Linked DNA regions of Homo sapiens: all the other regions are linked to region 1. Evidence: chromatin contacts called from ENCODE Hi-C or POLR2A ChIA-PET data. All regions are on one chromosome and are shown on one strand. Each heading gives the region's core, a stretch centred on a gene start or an enhancer-like site at or near the end of the contact. The rest is flanking DNA. Distances are from core to core; before and after follow the strand shown. Region 1 has its middle 92 kb from the start of FN1. Region 2 overlaps LOC102724849 (a long non-coding RNA gene). Region 3 overlaps LINC00607 (long intergenic non-protein coding RNA 607).

Region 1 (4,616 bases), core at 552-3,051:
TTAATAGCCTTTGTGTCAGCCTGATGGTAAAGCTTTCTCTTTGAATCCTTTGTATAGTTGCTTTTCCTTCAGAAAGACCATCCCATTTACTCATCATGTGGTGAGTAAGCATAAGCAATCAAAATACAAGTACTATAAATATTGTAATTAGAGCCTCATCCTCTCGGTTAGACCCTCCCTAGCAAACACACCTCTCCCTAGCAAACACATTGTTTATATATTACTTTGATATTCAGAAAGAATTGGAACTGTGTCTGTAACCAGAATCTCCAAGGAGAACTAAGATGTACTGAGCACCTAACGTAATACATTCCTAGTGTTTTATATGTAGGATTGGTGATCGCAGATTTTAAGTTATGTGCCCAAGGTCACTTGGCTAAGTGACGAAATGCAGATTCAAATCCAAATCTGATTAATTGCAAAATTCTATGCCTTTCCCCCAGCAGAGAGTAAAGTCTCTAAAATATTTCTTGAGTACCTACTTTATGTCAGGCACTACCTATATAGATTCATTTGTTCCTTAAGATAACCTTGATAGGTAGTTATTGTTATCCTCAATTTACAAATGGGGAAACTGGTGTTCAGAGTGTTTAAACAATTTTTCCAAGATTACACTAGTGCTGCAAGCTGTACTCAGATTCATCTACAGTCAGGTTACACATAAGGACATTTGAATCTATGGTGGACCACAAATATGATGGTGGTCTTGCATGATTATAATGAAGCTGTCTTATGTACCACTTGTTAATCTTTTATGCCATATTTTTACTGCACCTTTTCTATGTTTAGATACACAAATACTTACCATTATGTTACAATTGCCCACAGTATTCAGTACAGTAACATACTATGCACGCTTGTAGCCTAGGAGCAATACGCTATACCATGTAGCCTAGGTGTGTAGTAGGCTATACCATCTAGATTTATGTAAGCACACATTACAATGTTTGCATAGTGATAAAGTCACCTAACAACACATAACTTGGAACATAGCCCCGTTGTTAAGCAACTCCTGACTGTATTTCAAAACTGAGCTTTTCCTACTACACCACTGTATTAGTTTGCTAGAGTTGCCATAACAAAATACCACAGACAGGGTGTTTAAACAATAGAAATTATTTTCACAGTTCTGGAGGCTGGCAGCCCAAGATCAAGGTGCAGGCAGGTTTAATTTCTCCCAAGCCCCGCTGCCTTCACTTGCAGGTGGCCACACTCTCACTGCGTCCTCACCTGGCCTTTTCTCTGTGTCCATGCATCCCTGGTGTCTCTTCGTGTATCCAAATTCTCTCTTCTAATGAGGACAGCAGTTAGATTTGATTTGTGCCCACCATACAACAACTACCCTACAAAGTCATGATACAGATCTTTTACAGACTTTCTTCAGTTCAGGTTTTTACCTGTTTCAAGGACTGTAAGCTTCTCAATCTATATGTGTGCATAATTCCAACATGTTTTCCACACTACATGTAAAAGTTTAGAAATACATTGCAGAAAAGATAGGAGGACTAGAATACTTAGCAGCAGAGTGTACAACTGTGTAGAAAAGGAATTAATTACACCCATCTTTCTTATGGTTTATGGTTTATTGTTCAGGCTTCTGAAGACAATGTAGAAACACAAGGGCTGAGCCTGGCCCTGTATTTCATAAAACTCAGTCAAGCCCCAGGGTTAGGTGGGGGTGATGCCTTAGGGATGTTTATGGTCCCCAGACATACCACCTCCTCACATCCTGTGGAGGGAAATATGGCTGAATGAGTCAGCGGCTAAGCTGGGAATTGCCACAGGACTTCTGGAATGGTATGTTCAACATGGAAAAATGAGAACAATCCCCCACGATCATTTTCACCCTGAATCAGTATTGATTCTAAAGATGATTCATTCAAGATAAAGCCAAATCCTCCACCTACATAATTTTTGAGCCATTAGAAAGAAAGAAAAAAAAAAACCACTTATATATAAAAATATATATACTTTTAGGGCATTTCTCTTTTCATACTTTTGGCAAATATAGAAAGAATGCAAGAACTTTGACTCAAATGTTGTAGATAATAGAAATGGATAGATTAGATGGATAGACACATACATACACAGACACACACAAATATCACAAAACATGGTAAAAATCTAGTCAATAATCAAGGCATTCAGATAGTATAGACACACAATTAAGAAATTTTCTTTGAAATCTAAACTATCTACACTGGTGAACTTCATAAGACATTTTTTCATTCTGTTTTCCTTTTTTCAGTGTAGACTTGATCTAAGCTATCAATTACTAACAGCCTTCTAAAATCAAGAAGAATGTCAACAAAATTATGTAGCTAACAAAAAGATTAGCGTGTTTTTTGTGTGTTTTTGTCCTAATGGTCTAAATTGTTTTACTAAACTGGTTTGTTGTAGAATATTTATTAATACAATAAAAATTAATCCAAAAGGTTTGGAAAAGATTTCAGGAAACAAGCCCAACTTGAAGCAATGTGGCTAGATAACCCAAATAGTTGATGTCATTCTTCACCCTTTATTTAAGAAAAGCTTTCTTTGGTTAAGTATGTAACCTCATGCCAACACATCATTATTTTCAGTCATGCACTGATCTAGTTTCCAATGTAGACACGGCAGCTGCTTTCTTTCTGTGGAACCAGGGACATACTGGGAGGGTTTTAGCTTTGGTTCATTCACACATTTCAGAGTCCCCACATTCTCCTGTATATGTGTTTTGGGGTTTTGGGTTTTTTTGTTTTGTTTTGTTTTCCTTTTTGTTTTTGAGATGGAGTCTCTCTCTCTACAGTGGCATGATCTCAGCTCACTGCAACCTCCACCTCCGGGGTTCAAGCAATTTCTCCTGCCTCAGCCTTGCCAATTGCTGAGATTACAGGCACACACCACCATGCCTGGCTAATTTTTGTACTTTCAGTAGAGATGGGATTTCACCATGTTGGCCAGGCTGGTCTCGAACTCCTGACCTTAAGTGATCCACCCGCCTTGGCCTCCCAAAGTGCTGGGACTACAGGCGTGAGCCACCGCGCCTGGCCAGTGTATATGTGTTTTTGATTCCTGTTTCAAGGAATAAGATTGATAAAGAACCCCATGGGTAGCTTAATATTGCCAACATCCTACCAGCTAATAAGCTGGAGCCAATACCCAATCATGAGAACACTCAAACAGGGCACCCTAGCCAGCCAGAGTGTGGATTCTCTGTCCACTGCACAGTCATAATGGTGGCTACAAAAACTTGGAGAGAAGAAGCTTCCAGCCAGGTCATCAGTATCAACAAATTATGATTTGTTGATTAGCATGACTGCCTGGATTATAAACATCTAGCTGCAGTGATAAATCATATTTTTTCCCCGAATCAAGAATTCCATGACATAGTTTCTCAGGTTTCTTTGACCTTGGAAGATTTATGGGACAGGTTATATGGGGGAGAAGCAAATATGCAGCAGGTATTACCTCAAATTTGAAAAGACCTACATACCTCTTTGGGACTAGAACAAAGGTAATGCACAAAACAACAGCATATAAGAATTATGTTAAGAAGGAAAATTTTGAAGTTCGTCATTTGCATCTTCAGCTTCCTCTGTCTGCTCCTCCATCCTCATTCACCATTCTTTAGGCTCCAGGGCCTTACGTTTTTAGAACTCTTTTCCCACCATTTTTGGAGTCCAGTGCCTATTCCTTCTCACTGAGGACCTGATGAAACCCTTGTCAGGGTACGGTCAAGGCAGTGCAGCTGTTTGACTGCTATTCAGCTCATCTTCTTGCAAGGTCATTCCATGCCTGTGGTATCTTTTGATTTCTTCTGCATCCCATGCTAATCCATGGAAGAATAATCACTTTCCTGTCCAGCAGCAGACATGTTACAGACATGAATTCTCAGTCTGGAACCAGCTGTTCAGATTTCAGACATAAACATTCAACATTTCATCAACTGTGTTTCTATAAGTACCAGTCGCCCCCACCCCCCGCCCCCCATCCATTTGCTACTTCACTTATCCTTGCAAAAGCGGAAGGTATCACAATCTTCTCATCTGTAAAAATGCTTTCTTTATCTTGTCTGATGTGCTGGAAGGAGTCTTACAGGCCTGTCTAACCCATGGTGGGGAGAGAACAACTTCTAGACCGAAATATTCCCTAAAGTGGTCTCTCTCCAGCTGTTCCCTAGCAATGTTTGGGTGTGCTGTTTTTCCAGGGGGTTGCTGTTTAACTGATTCTTGTCCACAGTGTACTATGCTTGATTACTAAGCTTTAGTTTTAGTTGGCTCAAAAAGATAAACCCTACTTTAAATATTTTTAGGAAACTCAGCCAGCCCCTTTCCTTCACTCACGTCTTTTCCCTCTCATCCCATTGTACTAAGGAGCTTGAAATACAAAGCCCTTCTGAGTTCTGTACCCTGTGTCCATTTTCTGTGCCACCAACCTTAGCCTCTTTCTTTTTGCTTTGGAGACAGAGTCTTGCTCTATCCCCCAGTGGTACCATCTCGGCTCACACTGCAACTTCCACCTCCTGGGTTCAAGTGATTCTCATGCCTCAGCCTCCCGAGTAGCTGGGATTACAGGCACCCAGCACATCCAGTTAATTTTTGTATTTTTAGTAGAGACGGGGGTTTGCCATGTTG
Region 2 (4,056 bases), core at 10-2,509, 68 kb after region 1:
GTCTCGGTCTGGTTCACTGCTACATTTCCAGCCACAAGAAGAATGCAGGCAGATAAACATTCAGTAAATTGTTGGTGCTGAGTGATTGTTGGCAATCATGATTCCCTAGATTTAGATAAGTAAAAATAATAGCAATTATTATCTTCTATGTGTAGACTCTTTTAAAATTGTTTTTGTAATTAGAATCTTTTCTTATCTGGAAATAAAGAAAGTGAAACACTGTAAACAGAAATTAACAATACACCTAAGGTGGCACATCCCATTAGTGGGAGATCAGTAATGAGAACTCAAGTTCTCTGCCTTGGCCCTCTGTTAATTAGAAGTTTGGGAAAGCTTTGGGCAGGTCTCTGACTTTCTAAGTCTGAAATCCTGTAGAGAAGCTAGAATTCTTTTTCAGAAAATACACATGACTGCCACAGTCATAGACAGACTTTTAGTTAGCATGAGGTACTGGTCTGACCCATTATAGCAGCATAATCATGCTCATATTGCTTTCTGTTGATTCACCTGAAATTTCAAGCATTAGAAGAGATCTGGTTATAAAAATTTTTTATTATCTGTCATCTATCAATTTTGTGTTTTGATTTAAAAATGCAACCAAAAAGATAACAGGAAAAGCACTGAAAATATACCATTGTTATGGTTATTCAAAGAACTTTTTTACAGTTTTGTAAAATTGCTAGCTCTCTACTTGGGTTTTTCTCTAATGATTCCACACAATTCACAGAGGCAGCTGAAAAGAAGGAAAAGGGCTTCTGGTAAGAAATATAAGAAGGCAAATGCAGCAACCGTGTGTAATTCTGATTTCTTTTCAATACGTCATGTGACATTTCTGATTATAAATTGATGGCAGACCCGCACTGGTATGAAAAATTTTCTGTTATGTCATGCAGACATGTTATTCATAACAATGTACCAGATGGAAAACGTGAGCACTTTAAATGGAAAGTGAGTTATTTGGTCTTTCTATTTTGTATAAATCTTCAAAGCATAAATTAAAAGCAGAAGAGTGCCTTGTACAGTTTCAAGATCTAAAAACCTCTACCATACTCTGCAAATTTCTCAGCAGTGTGAAGGACAGTGTGTTCAGCTAGCCAGACAGACAATCTTATCTATTCTCTATGTTGTTGTTCCACTCTGGGATGACTGGGTTAAAGAAAAATGTACCCTGAAATGAGTATTTCCAACTCTAAATATGCAACATGAACCTTGAGGCCAGACAGGGTTTATTTTAGTTTCTGCTCACAGTGCTGTGTGTGCTGCTTCATGTTGAAAGATTTCTCATTCAGAAAATATTTCAATCTTTCATGGTTTTGCAGTGACTACATAAAAGAAGACTCAATGCACAGAGAAATAATCTCTTAGATAGCCAATTGAAATGTATTTATTTTCATTTTGTATTGCCTGAATAATTTATGTGTTATGTTTTGCTACTTATAGAGATGAGGAACTTAAAAGGCAAGTTTTTAGAGCTAGGGAAGCTTTTGTTTTTCTTCCATAAACATCAAACTAGTACACAGAATGTCCTCATTAAGCAATATAATAAAATAAAAGGTGAATATTTAATACATAAGGAGAAATAGAAAAATTCACACTTACATTATTGCCATACACCTCAATGCATAAAAGAACTACAAAGCGTGAAACTGAAATGTCAGAATGACAAAACCTCTAAAACGGAAATATCTCCATTGGCCAAGAATCTATAAATTATTTCTACCCTTAAATACCAGCAAGGGAAACTATAGAGCATACGTTAAACTTGGAAAATAGGAAACAACGCTTCTGTGACAAGGACAATGTGGCATATCAAGTGCTTACACTACCCTGCCACTTCCTACTCCAATCCATCCCATATGGAACTGCCGGAAGAGCCTTCTGCAGTTCTGAACATGTTGCTCCCTGGGTTGAAAATATTCAAAGGCTTCTTCTTATCTACAGAATACTTAGAAACCCTCTAAGTCTTTAGTTTGGGGCTTGAAATATGTTGAAATATTTATAAAGCTATATTATGACAAAGATTTGCTTCAAAATAATCTGGGAGACAGAAGAGAAGGAGGGAGGAAGTAGAGTCATAGAAGGAATATAACTGATCATGAGTTGATCATTGTAGAAAATGGGTGGTAACCACATGGCTTTCATTATTCAACTTTCCCTACTTTTATGTGTTTATAAAGTTAAAAACAAAGCAACAACCCTTCACCTTAACATTCAAAACCTTCTATAATTTGGACCTAATAATTTACCTTTCAAGTTTACAGTCAACCCATTAAGCAACTAAAGTCACATCCAAATTCATTTTCAAAATTTTGTCCCTGAGTATATCTTTTCTTGACTCAGCGCCTTTGTTCCAGCCATTTTTCCTTCCTGGGATGTACGTGTCTCCCTGCTTTGATTATTGGTCCATATTTTCTGAGCCTGAGTTTCCTCCTCTTTAAAATAATGGGTATGGACCGGGTGCAGTGGCTCGTGCCTGTAATCCCAGCACTTTGGGAAGCCAAGGTAGGTGGATCGCCAGAGGTCAGGAGTTAAGACCAGCCTGACCAACACAGTGAAAACCCATCTCTACTAAAAATACAAAAATCAGTCAGGCGTGGTGGCACATGCCTGTAATCCCAGCTACTCGGGAGGCTGAGGCAGGAGAATCCCTTGAACCCAGGAGGCAGAGGTTGCAGTGAACCGAGATAGCACCACTGCACTCCCACCTGGGCAACAGAGCAAGACTCAGTCTCAAAAAAAATAAAAATAAAAATAAAATGACAGATATGGACTAGAAAATTCCCAAGGTCTCTTCCAGCTTGAAATTACTGAATAGGCTTGACACTCACTTCTAAAGGCAAAGATCTACTTAGGAATAAAATCTGTGGAACAGAGGACTCAACTAGCTACAGTCTGAGCTGGAACTGATGTCACCTGTAATATCAAGTTCTTTGGGGGATTTCAATAAAATTAGAATCCCCCCCCCAACCTTTTAAAAAAATGTTTCACTATTATTGACTTCTTTGAAACTTTTCATCTCATATGAAAGCTGGCCTAAATAATCTGTAAGGTCCACTTAGCAATACATTCCTGTTTCTGGGGAGACAGGATGCCTTAGGGAGAGAGGTACTTTGAGACTGAGACTAGGTCATTAAGGACTGGTTGTAGGAATTTGGCAAAAGAGTGTGAGATTGTGAAGCGTGGAAATGAAAAATGGGTTCTCCGTGTACCATCTGAGCACTAGTTCTCTTATGTCAAATGACTTAGAGTGAACATTTTTGTTGCTTAGATTTTCATTATTAATTGTTAACTAAAATCACTTGAGTGATTAAAAACTCTTGGCAGCCACTGAATGTAACAAAAAAGCAAAAATTTGTTAATAGATTATTCAAATCTACTTAAATTGTTTTAAGTGATTATTCAAAATAAATATTCTTATTGTCTGATTATAAAAGTCACACACATTTGAACCAAATGGCTTTGGTTATGTATCTCTGTTCCTCTTCCATGATCACTATCCCCCCTCACCCACCCACCAGAGTACAACAGGTATGTTTGTGCTCTGTGAGCCTGTCTGATTGGATCAGAGGGTAGAGATTCTCTCTATCAGGGTTCTATAGCTGGGATTCAAATTAATTAATCAATCTGAATGTTTACAGTGGGAACGTTACATCGGAGGCTCTGTGAGCCGACTGTTAGAACTCTTGGTTGACAATGACAGAAATGCAAACTCAAATGTGCTTAAACAAAATATAATAACTTATTGGCTCAATAACTTAGAAGTCCAGAAGCATGATATGTACAATGCAGCACCGTATAGATGCTCAAATGACATCTTCAGAGCTGAGCCCTTCCATCTCAGAGCTCACTTTTCTTTGGGGTGCCTTCATTCTCAGGAAGGCTGTTCCCACACAGAGGCAGAGTAATCACCAGTAGCATCACACCTACATTCTACCACTTTAGCAATTCCAAACGGAAGTGTGATTATTAATTAATTCTTTAAAAATTCTCAGGAAGGGTTTCCATTGGCCTAGTTTGGACTGCAAGCCCAGCCATGAACAAATAGTAAAGGCTGTT
Region 3 (4,102 bases), core at 981-3,480, 96 kb before region 1:
TGTTTGTTTTGTTTTTACCCAGAATGTCATAAAAATTGGATCATACGGTATCCAAACTTTTCAGATTGGCTTATTTCACTTTGAAATATGCATTTAAGATTTACCCATATTTTTGCATGGCTTGATAGCTCATTCCTTTTTATTGCTAAATATTATTCCATTATATGTATGTGTCATAATTTATTGATCCACTCACCTATTAAAAGACATATTAGTTGCTTCTAGGCAATTATAAATAAAGCTGCTACAAATATTTTTGCATGTGGATTTTTCATGTGCATGCACATATTGTGCACATGGACATATATTTTCACATCAATTGGGTAAATAATTGAGAGCCTGATTGTTGGATCATATGGTAAGACTAAGTTTTGCTTTACTGCTAAGCTGTCTTCTAAAGTGGCTATATCATTTTGCATTCCCATCAGAAATGAATGAGAGTTCCTGTTGCTTAGCTTCCTTGCCAGCAATTTGTATTATCAGTGCTTTGGATTTTGGCTATTCGAATAGATGTGTACTGGCATCTCATTGTTGTATTAATTTGCATTTCACTAGTCACAAGTGATGTTAAGCATCTTTTCATATGTTTATTTTCCATCAGTATTTTTTTTGTGATGTATCTGTTCAGATGCTTTGCTCATTTTAAAATTGGGTTTTAGTTTCTCATGGAGTTTTTTTGACTTTTTTTTGTATTTTGGATAGAAGTTCTTTATCCAATATATGATTTGCAAATATTTTGTCATTTTACCCTCTTTGTAGTGTCTTTCATAGCATGACTCTCAATTTGCTTTTTTTTTCTGAACAATGTCATTCCATTTTTTCATATTATTCTATAAAATCACTTTTTAAAGACTGTAAATTATTCTATTATAGGACTGTACCATATAATGTGTTACTGTTGGACAAATATTTAGATGGCTTCCTGTTTTTCCTTTCTTTCAAGAAGAAAACAAAACAGTGATGGATATACTTGTAACTAAATATTCTCTTAAGTATTCACTTGAAATAAAATTCTTTAAGTGAAACTTCCATATCCAAAGGTATCACCTTTTAAAGACTTTTGCTAGAACAAATTCTCTTTTTCCTTGATCTGCCATGCTTACAAATTATTTCATTCCCTCTTTAGGTCAGAGTCAGAGGTAGGCCACAAGTGCATTTTGAAATATCAGATGCTTTGATACCTACTGTGTTAAACACACATAAAGCTGAGACATCAGAAGTATTCGGCCTCAAGTGAAAGCTGGATTCTAACCTTTATAAGAGTGACACCTCCCCATTTGTTTCAGTTTGCACTCTAAACCTTAATTTAGGCCTCCTCTAGAAAACCTGTGTACCAATCTGCCCATCCCCCAGTGGCTCAAAGTGAAGGTGTGTAAACAAGCTGGATGCTGTATGTCCAGTTATTCGGATTGCAGAGTTATCTGGGGTTCCAGGGAAACTGGTAGCAGCCCCATGGTGCCACCATTGCCTCCCCTCCTGTCTCAGCCTGGGTTAAGTCCCTCCACTGCATTCCTGTGCCATTTGATCTTAGACTTACTTTTTTGTTTAAATTTTTAATTAATTATTTTTTTCATTATACTTTAAGCTCTGGGGTACATGTGCACAACGTGCAGGTTTGTTACATAGGTATACACGTGCCATGTTGGTCTGCTGCACCCATTAACTTGTCACTTACATTAGGTATTTCTCCTAATGCTATCCCTCCCCCAGCCCTTTTTAATGTTTCTGCCTCTATGAGATTTTGAATATCTTAAACTGAGCTACCTAAAAATGTCATTTTTTTCATTTAAAATATATAATCAATGAAAACAAATGTTTTTGAAAATCCACCACATTGCCTGTTCCAAAACAGAGTTGGGCATCTCTCTCTGGGAGTAAAAGAATCACCCAGGTTTCTGCTCTGTTTTTATGCACCCAGTGTAGTCTGTAAATTCATACCCAGACCGAGCAGTGGAGAGAGTAAGCTGTAGCAGGCATTGGACTCACTGGCCTAGTGCTTACTTTAGCTTTGTAGACTTGGTTTTGTGCTGCCAGATGCTGCTGCTAACCTTTGGCTTACAGTAGTTTTGACAAACATGGAGGCTGTTAGTCAAAGGAACTCTGTCTCCCTAAGAATGTGTTGCGACACATTTAATTCAGAGCCACGTCAGTTGCAACAGATCTTGTGCTTTAACAAGTACCTTGGATCCTTGAGAGAATAAACTAGTCATGGCTTTACAGGCCTTTTAGGGAAAGCTACTGCTGCGCTCCGTGCTCTCTGGCGCTTGGGAATGCACAGCAGTGCTGGATGCCAAGAATATAAACAGCCAGAACGATATGTTCAGCATTTAGGAAATACAGCTGGACCCAGCAAATGTATATGACAGATAGACTCTGGGGCCAAAGAAATTTCCTCTGCACATTTTACCCACTTAAGTAATGTTAAACTGAAGGTCCTAGTATATCGCCCCATCATGACAGGTCTTTGAATATATGCTAATTAAAGGGCATGTCTATTCACTTCATTTGTGTCTCCTGTGTCTTTCTCTAGAGTTGTTTTAAGGCAGAGTATCATATCGCATCAAAACCGCTCCATAAGTCCTGCCACTCCACGTGCAATGCCATGAACTTGAAGAAACTGCTGGTAAGAGAAAGCAAATGCTGTGACCAGGCAAGTAAGTGTTGTCAAAGTGTTGTAAAACTACCCTGAACTTTTGGATCCAGAGTACTTTCCTTCCTTCCCCCTCCCTCGTCCTCTCTTTTCTTTGAGTATAAGTGGCCACAGCAACACATTTCCAAAGCTTAAACTTAGAACTTTTATCTGGGAAGTTTGTTTGGACAGTATTCAAATATAAGTGATAAAAATATACAAAGGCTGGCCAGGTGCGGTGGCTCACACCTGTAATCCCAGCACTTGGGAGGCCGAGGCAGGCAGATCATGAGGTCAGGAGTTCGAGACGAGCCTGGCCAATATGGTAAAACCCCGTCTCTACTAAAAATACAAAAAAATTAGCCCGGCATGGTGGCAGGCACCTGTAATCCCAGCTACTCGGGAGGCTGAGGCAGGAGCATCAGTCAAACCTAGGAGGCGGAGGTTGCAGTGAGCCGAGATTGCAACACTGCACTCTAGCCTGGGTGACAGAGCAAGACTGCATCTCAAAAAAAAAAGAAAAAAAAAAAGAATATACAAAGCCTATTTATGATTTTTAAAATTTGAATTCAAGGAAAGTATTGTTGCTTCTCTTAAAAGTTTTCGCTTAAGAACATGTTTTCATCTTCATTTTCCCTCATTCATCCTGAGGCCTTCAGCCCTCCCATAGCAAGAGAATATAAAAGAGGTGGGACAGAAAGAGTGAACAGGGCATCCCAACAAAGATGCGTTTTCCATTTTCCTCTGTATCTTGCAGCCTCTGTTACTACTGGGAGAGAGAGGAAGCTAATCAAAAGTGGAATGAATTTGTACTGTTTATAGGGCCTCCTCTTTCCCACACCCTTTACATACCTCACCTTACTTAATTCCATGACAATATAGTGAAGTCTATATTTTTATTCCGATATTACAGACACGTATACTAAAGGGCTCAGAGAGTAAGTAACCTGTTCAGAGTCACAGAGCTATAGCCGGGATTGGAGCCCAGGGCTGTGTGATTGTATAGAGCACCTTACGTGGTCCCTACCTACATTATGCTGAGTCCTTTTGCCTGCAATTAGGCTGAACTGCTGACAAGTCAGCTGGAAATCGTGGTTACAGCTGTAGGCCATAATCACAGGCAAACAATAATAAACAAAACATCTTCTGGGAGCTGAATTTGCAAAAACCTATGAAGTTATGGCAACTGCAGCCCTGAAGACAAGGCCCAGGTAGTACCCAGGCAGATTCAGAGAGAGCTGATGGAGAATAGGTATGAGTCTCCTACCTGGCCATTACTGTTTGGGTAGAACTTCCCTTCTCCCTCCTTCTGAAAACAAAAAACAAACAAACAAAAAAAAAAACTTGAACTCCACACAGGTTTTTTCTATTGCAGCTGCTGCAAACCAATGGGCTTTGGGGAACTGTGCTTCCCTTCAGAAAGGAAAGAGTATTTAACGATGAAAAGGAAGGTAAGAAAGAGGGATTTATGTG

The links. A loop is a pair of places that touch in the nucleus more often than their neighbours do. ChIA-PET counts read pairs that join two places held with the same protein, here RNA polymerase II (POLR2A). Pooled maps may share reads with other maps.
Region 2: a loop to region 1 is called in a map of endothelial cell of umbilical vein, with 6 times the contacts of the local background. The contact joins two enhancer-like sites. A Hi-C loop is called at or near these places in 9 of 168 maps with a recorded cell type or tissue (IMR-90, PC-3, aorta and 5 more) and 6 of 50 pooled maps. POLR2A ChIA-PET finds 5 or more read pairs at or near these places in 3 of 52 experiments (AG04449, AG04450 and MCF 10A).
Region 3: a map of chondrocyte shows a loop between it and region 1 (3-fold over the local background). The contact joins two enhancer-like sites. A Hi-C loop is called at or near these places in 5 of 168 maps with a recorded cell type or tissue (A673, aorta, chondrocyte and 2 more). POLR2A ChIA-PET finds 5 or more read pairs at or near these places in 1 of 52 experiments (HepG2).

The regions. Positions count from the first base shown.
Region 1 is chr2:215,525,881-215,530,496 of GRCh38, reverse strand. No RefSeq gene overlaps it. Among named protein-coding and RNA genes, the nearest start is that of FN1, 92 kb to the right of the region's middle. RefSeq lists an enhancer at 1,174-2,373. Within about 2 kb of position 1,801, at least 5 of the 41 ENCODE cell types and tissues checked have a DNase peak (open chromatin) inside an H3K27ac peak, as active enhancers do; they include endothelial cell of umbilical vein, where a contact is called at or near this core.
Region 2 is chr2:215,457,999-215,462,054 of GRCh38, reverse strand. LOC102724849 (a long non-coding RNA gene) reads right to left here. Exons shown (of 4, transcript NR_110607.1): 3 at 1-105. Among named protein-coding and RNA genes, the nearest start is that of FN1, 24 kb to the right of the region's middle. Within about 2 kb of position 1,259, at least 2 of the 41 ENCODE cell types and tissues checked have a DNase peak (open chromatin) inside an H3K27ac peak, as active enhancers do; they include endothelial cell of umbilical vein, where a contact is called at or near this core.
Region 3 is chr2:215,622,664-215,626,765 of GRCh38, reverse strand. It overlaps LINC00607 (long intergenic non-protein coding RNA 607), which reads left to right. Exons shown (of 10, transcript NR_037195.1): 6 at 2,531-2,654; 7 at 4,005-4,080. The region is part of intron 2 of LOC102724861 (a long non-coding RNA gene); the gene reads right to left. Among named protein-coding and RNA genes, the nearest start is that of LINC01614, 93 kb to the left of the region's middle. RefSeq lists an enhancer at 1-88. Within about 2 kb of position 2,230, at least 10 of the 41 ENCODE cell types and tissues checked have a DNase peak (open chromatin) inside an H3K27ac peak, as active enhancers do.